2 separate regions of the Homo sapiens genome follow, and region 1 is linked to region 2. Evidence: read pairs that join two places in POLR2A ChIA-PET (ENCODE). Cell type or tissue: GM12878. All regions are shown on one strand.

Region 1 (4,000 bases), 470 kb before region 2:
TCTAAGAACAATGGAGTTAGGCAGGAATATCCTCTTCTGATGACGGAGGCAGACTAAAAGCAGGTCAGCACTCAGACCAGTCTGCTTAACGCTGAAGGTGCTGCCCATCCCAGCGGGCCATGAGGGCCTGAGACAGGGTGGGAGCTGAGAAGGCCTCGCAGAGATGAAACTAGCAGTGGCCTTGAGGAAAGATAGGACTGGCTGAAACAGAGAGCAAGGAAGGCCATCCATGTGGACTCAACAAGGCAAACGGAGACACGGAGTCCAGGATGCGCTTGGCAGGCGGGGAGAACTGTGATTAGAAAGAACAGCCTTGGGAGCTCATTCCAGACACAATTCAGCACGACTATGCTGGCCCTCCCCACTGGCTGCTCTGTGGCTCCTTGTGTGTCCAGCCGTCTCTCCCAAGAACCGGTCGGTACACATCTCCAGACCACAGGCTGGTGGAAGCATGTTTATACCCTCATCACACGGCAATCTCTCCAGAACGGGTCATTAAGTAAAAAACAGCCTGCCTCTCAATTCAACTGCAACCTCCTCCCAAGCTTTAAAACCACACAGAGCAGAAATGCACAGTTGCTTCTGTGAGTCTGTGTCCTGAGGTGTTGAGAATGGGTGGATGCTTGCCTGGGGCTCATTATTTATTTACGGCAGGCCTCACTGGCAACTAGCGGCCTCGTTTAAAATCAAGACCCTTGTGCAAAATTTTCCAGAAGAGTCCTGACCTTCTAGGCCACTGTCCTACTGCACCACAGGAATGAGCCACCTGTGGTGCAGTAGGTGCAGGTGGCTCACCATACTGATGAGCCAAAACATCATCAGGGGTCTAAACACTGCAGGGCTTTCTGGTTGGTTGTGAAGTCTCCACGGGCATCATATTGAAAGCCACCACTCTCACCATCGCCCGTGGCGAGTCCTCCACTAGATCGCAATGCTGGCCACCGGCTGTCTGTCTTCCCAGCACCTCTTTTCCATGGGGACCCTGCCCTTTCCCTATCCCATGGGGGTCTGGGGGACTCTCAGTCACTGGGGTCACAAGAGTAGGCAGCTAAATGTGGCCTGGCCAGAGACAGCACTCATTCCTGCTTCCCACCTGTGAGACAAGGTGTATGTGGCCAAGGAGAGGCCTTCCATGAGACTCAGAAGGTGAGGAGAGGCAGAGAAATGGCTTCTCTCACCTGTCAATCCCGACTGATAAGGGCACTGACTGTGGCTGCTGCAGCCATCTTTCCCAACACAGAACAAGGGCCTAGGAAGGAAGCCAGCACTCCCAGGAAAGCCAGGAGAGAGAGAGACACATGAAGCCCTGGAGACCCCTTGAACCCCTAAATCCAGCTGTCCTTTGAAATTCCCAGTTCCAAGAGCCAATACTGTTTCCATTCGGGGAAGCTGCTGGAGCTGTTTCTGAACTTGCAACAGGAAGAGTCCCCACTAATATGAGACGGTGGCAATCAACAAACATGGCAGAGTAGAAGTGAAAGGACCTGCCTTCTAGAAGCAGGCAGCTGGCTGTGAGCTGACGAGATGCACTATAAGCATATGAACAGATGAGAATAGTCAACACTGAAACTAGGAGAGTTTCTGATTCACTACCGTGTATGACTGACTATCTGCCACACAAGTTGCTGAACTCAAAGTCTACACCCACTTGCTTAGTTACCTTCGTGCACCTTATCTGGCTGAATCAACACTCTGTGTAGAAATCGATCCGGAAGAGGCTTGGAGGAGGGTTATGGGGAGGAGGAAGACAGGCTCCCCACCTTGAGAAGAAACCTGTCCCCCACTTCCCACTGCACTCCATGTAGAGAGGCTATGGACCATCTCCCCCAGAAAATGTGCCTAGGCATATAAAACCTCACATTCTTGTACACAATTTGAGGGGGATCACAGACCCCTCAAACCTATCCCAGGACTTCCCTAGAAAGCCAGGAACTCCCTATTGAGAACTTTCTTCTACTGAAACCCAACTCTGAAGGACGGCAGCTGGAACACAGTGGTGGTGTCAGACTAGGCTGGCTTTCCCCAATCCTCTCCAGGGAACTGGTGTCACATGTGCTCTCCATGAACCACTCGGTGGACTTCAGGGAGGCCACACTCTCCTGGTCTCCTGCCCACTGCTCTGCCTGTCACTTGAGAGAGGGAGAGAAAGGGAGACCCCAGCTTTGTCTGCCTAGCAGTCCCCCTGTGGGAATGGACCTTCCCATCCTCACTCAGAGGTCACTCCACAGAACCCTCCCCTCCCCTCCACTGGCCACAGCTGTCCCAAGCTGGGTCAGCCACAGTTCCTTCCCTGGGGATGCTGGAACTGAGACCAGCAGGAAGGCATGGTTGTGTTTAGTGGCTGTGCTGCATCTCACCACAGGGCCAGCAAGCAGAGAAGCAGGGTCCTAGTTAGAAAAGCAAAAGACAGGAGGGAGACAGGAAGGGAGGCAGAGGGCATGCCAGTGAGGAGCAGTAAGTCCCAGTTCCCACCACTTCCGGAGGCCCTGCGGCGCTCCTGCTCTTGGGTTCTAGGACAGCACCCGCACCTTCTCAGTCTATCTACATTGCACGGAAACTACTTCAACAGGTTGGGTATGCTCCAAGTTCACGTCTTTCCTGGATCTTCATTTCCCTTGCAAAACTCAGCAACTCATTCTTGGGTTTCAAGTAATAATGCTGTATTTGTTTGGTTTCCTTTTTTTTTTTTTTGAGATGGAGTCTCGCTCTGTCGCCCAGGCTGGAGTGCAGTGGCACAATCTCAGCTCACTGCAACCTCCATCTCCCGGGTTCAAGGGATTCTCCTGCCTCAGCCTCTCTAGCAACTGGGATTATAAGTACACACTACCACGCCTGGCTAGTTTTTGCATTTTTAGTAGAGACAGGGTTTCACCATGTTGGCCAGGCTGGTCTTGAACTCCTGACCTCAAGTGATCCGCCCACCTCAGCCTCCCACGTGCTGGGTTTACAGGCATCATAATGCTCTGTTAATAAAATAATTGTCAGGTCTCTATTCCCAACTTCTTGCTCGCCTTTCCTTTCCCACACGGAACATTTTGCTATTATTTCAAACTTAACACATCTAAGAACTGAACATATCCTGTCCTCCTAAAATTGGTTTGTGTTTGAGGGAAATTATCTAAAGACTTGAGTAGTGGCTGCATATTACAATCACCTGGACACTTTAAAAAAATACTGATCCAAGCCGGGCACACTGGCTCATGCCTGTAATCCCATCACTTTGGGAGGCCAAGGTGAGAGAATCACCTGAGCCCAGGAGTTCAAGACCAGCCTGGGCAACATAGTGAAACCGTGTCTCTACAAAAAAATTATTTAAAAATTAGCCAGGTGTGGTGGAGCACACCTGTAGTCCCAGCTACTGAGGAGGCAGAGGACGGGAGGATCACTTGAGTCCAGGTCGAGACTGCAGTGAGCTACGATTGTGCCACTGCACTCCAGCCTAGGCAATAGAGCAAGACCCTGTCTCAAAAACATAAATAAAAAGAAAATACTGATCCAAGGCTTCAGAGAACAACTGAATCAGAATCTCTGGGTGTGGTCTAGGCCTTTGAAAGTTCCCCAGATGGTTCTATGTGCAGCCTTGTGGAGAATCATTGGCCAGTCCAAGGACCGGCACTGTCATTCTCTAATCCCAGCTCACAGCAAACAGACATCATTGATCAATTTCTTTCCTCCAGAGCAAAGCAGCAGCCCCCAGAATCCTTTTCACCATGGCCACCAAGCAATTGATCAGACTTGGCATGAGAGATGAAACTTACCAGCTAACCTGGACTAGATGGAAATGGTACTAGGACCTACTATCTTCTATTTTAGAATCCAGCCTACAAGAAAATGCTTGGATTAAGTGTGGCCCACGCCTCCATCAGGCTCAAACAAATGTTTGTTTTCTTAGGTCTGAGTTTAATGAGTTGCCAATGAGAAAACCTTTTCATTTGGCTTACGATTCTAGGGACTTGGTTTTTGATTTTACAAATTGACTCTTGCTCCTACTATGAAAAGG
Region 2 (4,000 bases):
AATCCCTTGGGGGGCTCACCCTAGGAGTTTCTGATTCAGCAAGTCTGGGTTGGGACATGAGAATTTCTCACAAATTCACCAGTGATGCTGATGTTACTGGTCCAGGAACTGCACTTTGAGAGCCACTGTAATTCAGGTATTGTAATTATGCATGGATTATGTTTTCTTTTTCTTTTCTTCTTCTTCTTCTTCTTTTTTTTTTTTTTTTGAGACAGAATCTTGCTCTGTCACCCAGGGTGGAGTGCAGTGGTGTGATCTCAGCTCACTGCAATGTCCATCTCCTGGGTTCAAGCAATTCTCCTGCCTTAGTAGCTGGTATTACAGGCACCTGCCACCATGCCTGGCTAATTTTATATTTTTAGTAAAGACAGGGTTTCACCAAGTTGCCCAGGCTGGTCTCGAACTCCTGACCTCAAATGGTCCGCCCGCCTCGGTCTCCCCATAGTGCTGGGATTACAGGCGTGAGCCACTGCACCTGGCCTGTTTTCTCTATTTTCAAAACTGTCTCTATGATCATGTTTTACTTTTAGAGACAGGTTCTTGCTCTGTTACCCAGGCTGGAGTGCAGTGGTGCAATCATAGTTCAACAGAACCCCAACCTCCTGGGCTCAAACAATCCTCCCACCCCAGCCTCCCAAGTAGCTGGGGCCACAGGTGCACTACCAGACCAGGTAATCCATCCACCTCAGCCTCCCAAAGTGCTGGGATTACAGGCATGAGCCACCGCACCTGGCCAATGATAGCCATTTTTAAAGTCACGGCCTATTTGGATGTAATACATTATTATTATTGTTGTTATTATTATTATTATTATTATTTTTTTTTTGTAGAGATGAGGTCTTACTGTGTTGCCCAGGCTGGTCTTCAACTCCTGGGCTCAAGTGATCCTCCTGCCTCAGCCTCTCAGAGTGCTGGGGTTACAGGGGTGAGCCACTGTGCCCTGCCAGTGCTTTATTTTATTTTATTTTATTTTATTTTTTTCTGAGACAGAGTCTCGCTCTGTTACCCAGGCTGGAGTGCAGTGGCATGATCTCAGCTCACTGCAACCTCCGCCTCCTGGGTTCAAGCAATTCTCCTGCCTCAGCCTCCTGAATAGCTGGGATTACAGGCGTGCACCACCACGCCCGGCTAATTCTTATATTTTTAGTAGAGATGGGGTTTCACCATGTTGGCCAGGCTGGTCTCAAACTCCTGACATCGTGATCTGCCGGCCTTGGCCTCCCAAAGTGCTGGGATTACAGGCGTGAGCCATCGTGCCCGACCTGGCCTGTTTTATAAATAAGAAAATCAGTCATTTAAAAGTTAAAAAAAATGATTTCCAAAAATGACTCTAGTGCTCTGGGTGTGATCTTGTGTAAGAGATGTTACCTCCCATGATCTAAATGTCATGCATTTGTTAATGTAGCCCAGCATCATAGGGTTGTGTGCATTTCCCCTTGGTTCAACCTGAGCTTGGGGTCCACTTAGACCCTCCTATTCTTTCCATCACCATATCCTGTCATTTTAACTTTCTAGAGATAATAAGTGAGGTGCTGGTAACCGGCATGGCTAGGATTTGAACACAGATCCATCTGGAGGCTGGCCTAGCCTACCGGCTTGCACTTCCTGAGTGATCTTTCCTTCATGCTTCCTTCACCGGCTGCCTGAAACAGCGCGTGGATCCTTCACTTCCTCATTTTTTTAACTGGTGTGATCATTTACTGTTCCACTTCCTCCTCTCCACTCTGGTTCTGTCCACGTGGTATGCTGGTGGGGTGGTGAGTCTATGAGGGTGGAGGTGGGGGTGGGGGGCTGGCAAAGTGACTGTTCTCTGCAGCCCCAGGAGTCAAACCGATGGGCAGGAAAACCTCTCGAGCTTGTGAGAACTGGCCTGGAGGGCAGGGCTCCCTAACCCTGACTCTGAGTTAAATCCATCCAGCCTCAGGGGGCGCTGGCAACCCCAGTCGTACCCCCTTCCTCACAGGGAGCCATCCTACCAGGCTGACCATTGGAAGAGCAGAGCAGTCCTCCCCATCTGGGCAGGCAGGAGTGAAGAGAGAGAACCCCATGTTTGTTCCTTTCACAGGCACAAAATCAGATCCCCCTTCCTCCCAGCCCCAGCGAGGGTGTGGTGAGGGGTGCTCGGACAGAAGCCAGAGGTGTCCCTCTGACGGGAGCAGAGTGGACACTCCCTCCTCCCAGTGGCAGCATGAGGAGGGAGGAATACGAGACCCCACTTCCCAGTCCCTTCCTTTCCGTTTTCTTTGGGGAAAGACGGGTAGGGAGAGCTGAGGAATCCGGCTCTCCAGATCTGCCCTCTCCAGGGCCCACAGAGGCCTTCTTGCCCCTTGGACCCCCCACCCCTGCTTCCATCACTGCCATCCTCGGTGCTTCCCCTGGCTCCTCAGGGATGCCTTTAGCAGGTCATTCATCCCTGGTGACTCTGTTTCTCTTTTTTTTTATTTTGTGAGACAGAGGCTCGCTCTGCTGCCCAGGCTGGAGTGCAGTGGTATGATCTTGGGTCACTGCAACCTCTGCCTCCCAGGTTCAAATGATTCTCCTGCTTCAGCCTCCCGAGTAGCTGGGATTACAGGTGCCCACCACCATGCCTGGCTAATTTTTGTATTTTTAGTAGAGACGGGATTTCACCATGTTGGCCAGGCTGGTCTTGAACTCCTGGCCTCAGGCGATCTGACCGCCTTGGCCTCCCAAAGCGCTGGGATTACAGGCGTGAGCCACCGCACCTGGCCAGTTTCCCTTCTTAGTATACAATCTTATTTAAATCATTCGGTCACATTAAGAGTAGGTATTATCATTCCCATTTGTGACTAGGTTTTCACATTTGTATGAGACATAATAATTATGCATTTCTTCTGCGTAATTCTACTTCCCTCCCCCTTACACTTAGTATCTAATGATTGTTGCACATTCGTATGTCTTTTTTGTTGTTTTTGACCTGACTAAACATGCATGCATCCATTCAGTTAATATTTGTTGGGAGGCTACCACCTGCTAGGCCAAATGGGGTTGCCTCCAGGCACTCATGGTTTGGCTGGGAGACAAACTATTAAACATAGAATTGCAAATTTGCTAATAATGATTACAAAGGAGAAGTGAGGAACAGCTGGAAGCTGATGACAGCGGTAGCAGAAGCTGCCTTCAGGAAGTGAGGTCATACTCTTACCCTCTCTGCTTAAAACCCAAACCCAGGCCAGGCATGGTGGCTTATGCCTGTAATCCCAGCACTTTGGGATGCTGAGCTAGGCAGATTGCTTGAGCTCAGTTCATGAGCAACCTGGGCAACATGGCAAAACCCTGTATACACACACACACACACACACACACACACACACACACACACACACCCCACCCCCCACCCCCGATGTGGGGTTGTGTGTCTTTGGTCCCAACTACTTGGGAGGCTAAGGTGGGAGGGTGGCTTGAGCCTGGGAGGCAGAGGTTGCAGCGAGCTGAGATTTTGCCACCGCACTCCAGCCTGGGTGACAGAGTGAGACCCCATCTCAAAACAAAAGCAAGCAAACAAATCCCAAACCCAAATTCTATTTGGCCCTTCACAGTACCATGTGGTTGACTCCTGTCAGTTTCCTCAGCCTCAAATTAACCCAGTAGCTGCCCTGGCCTCCTTGCTGTACCTTGACACACTGAGCTCTTTCCTGCCTCTGAGCCTTGGCACACACTGTTCCCTCTGCCTGGAATAACCTCTCCCCCTAGCTTTCTCGGCTGTTCCTTCTTGTCTCAGCTCAAATGTCTCTTTTGTAGAGATGGCCTCCCTGATCATGTCCCCTAACATAGCACCCCCCCTCACCCTATCATATAACTCATGTTGTTTGGTTTCATTTTGGCTTTGTCTTTATAGCACTTAACAGTATCTGAGGTTTGTTTTTGTTTTTTTTTCTTGGAGATAGGGTCTCACTCTGTCACCCAATGGTGCAATCTCGGCTCACTGCATCCTCTGCCTCCTAGGTTCAAGTGATTCTCATGCCTCGGCCTCCCGAGTAGC

What was found. Peaks named below come from ENCODE experiments on the same cell type or tissue, not always from the same donor. Only the 100,000 strongest peaks of a DNase experiment are listed, where the experiment ranks them.
Region 1: POLR2A ChIA-PET joins it to region 2 with 5 read pairs; 1 of 35 experiments calls an interaction of 5 or more read pairs at or near these places.

What each region holds. Positions count from the first base shown.
Region 1 is chr20:37,306,448-37,310,447 of GRCh38, reverse strand. The region is part of intron 2 of MANBAL (mannosidase beta like); the gene reads right to left. Among named protein-coding and RNA genes, the nearest start is that of MANBAL, 19 kb to the right of the region's middle. In GM12878, no CTCF peak of the experiment used is centred here; a DNase peak (open chromatin) is centred at 1,567; H3K27ac peaks cover 2,169 bases.
Region 2 is chr20:36,841,219-36,845,218 of GRCh38, reverse strand. The region is part of intron 1 of MTCL2 (microtubule crosslinking factor 2); the gene reads left to right. Among named protein-coding and RNA genes, the nearest start is that of MTCL2, 20 kb to the left of the region's middle. RefSeq lists an enhancer at 3,500-3,559. In GM12878, a CTCF peak has its summit at 1,910; DNase peaks (open chromatin) are centred at 1,718 and 3,085; H3K27ac peaks cover 3,818 bases.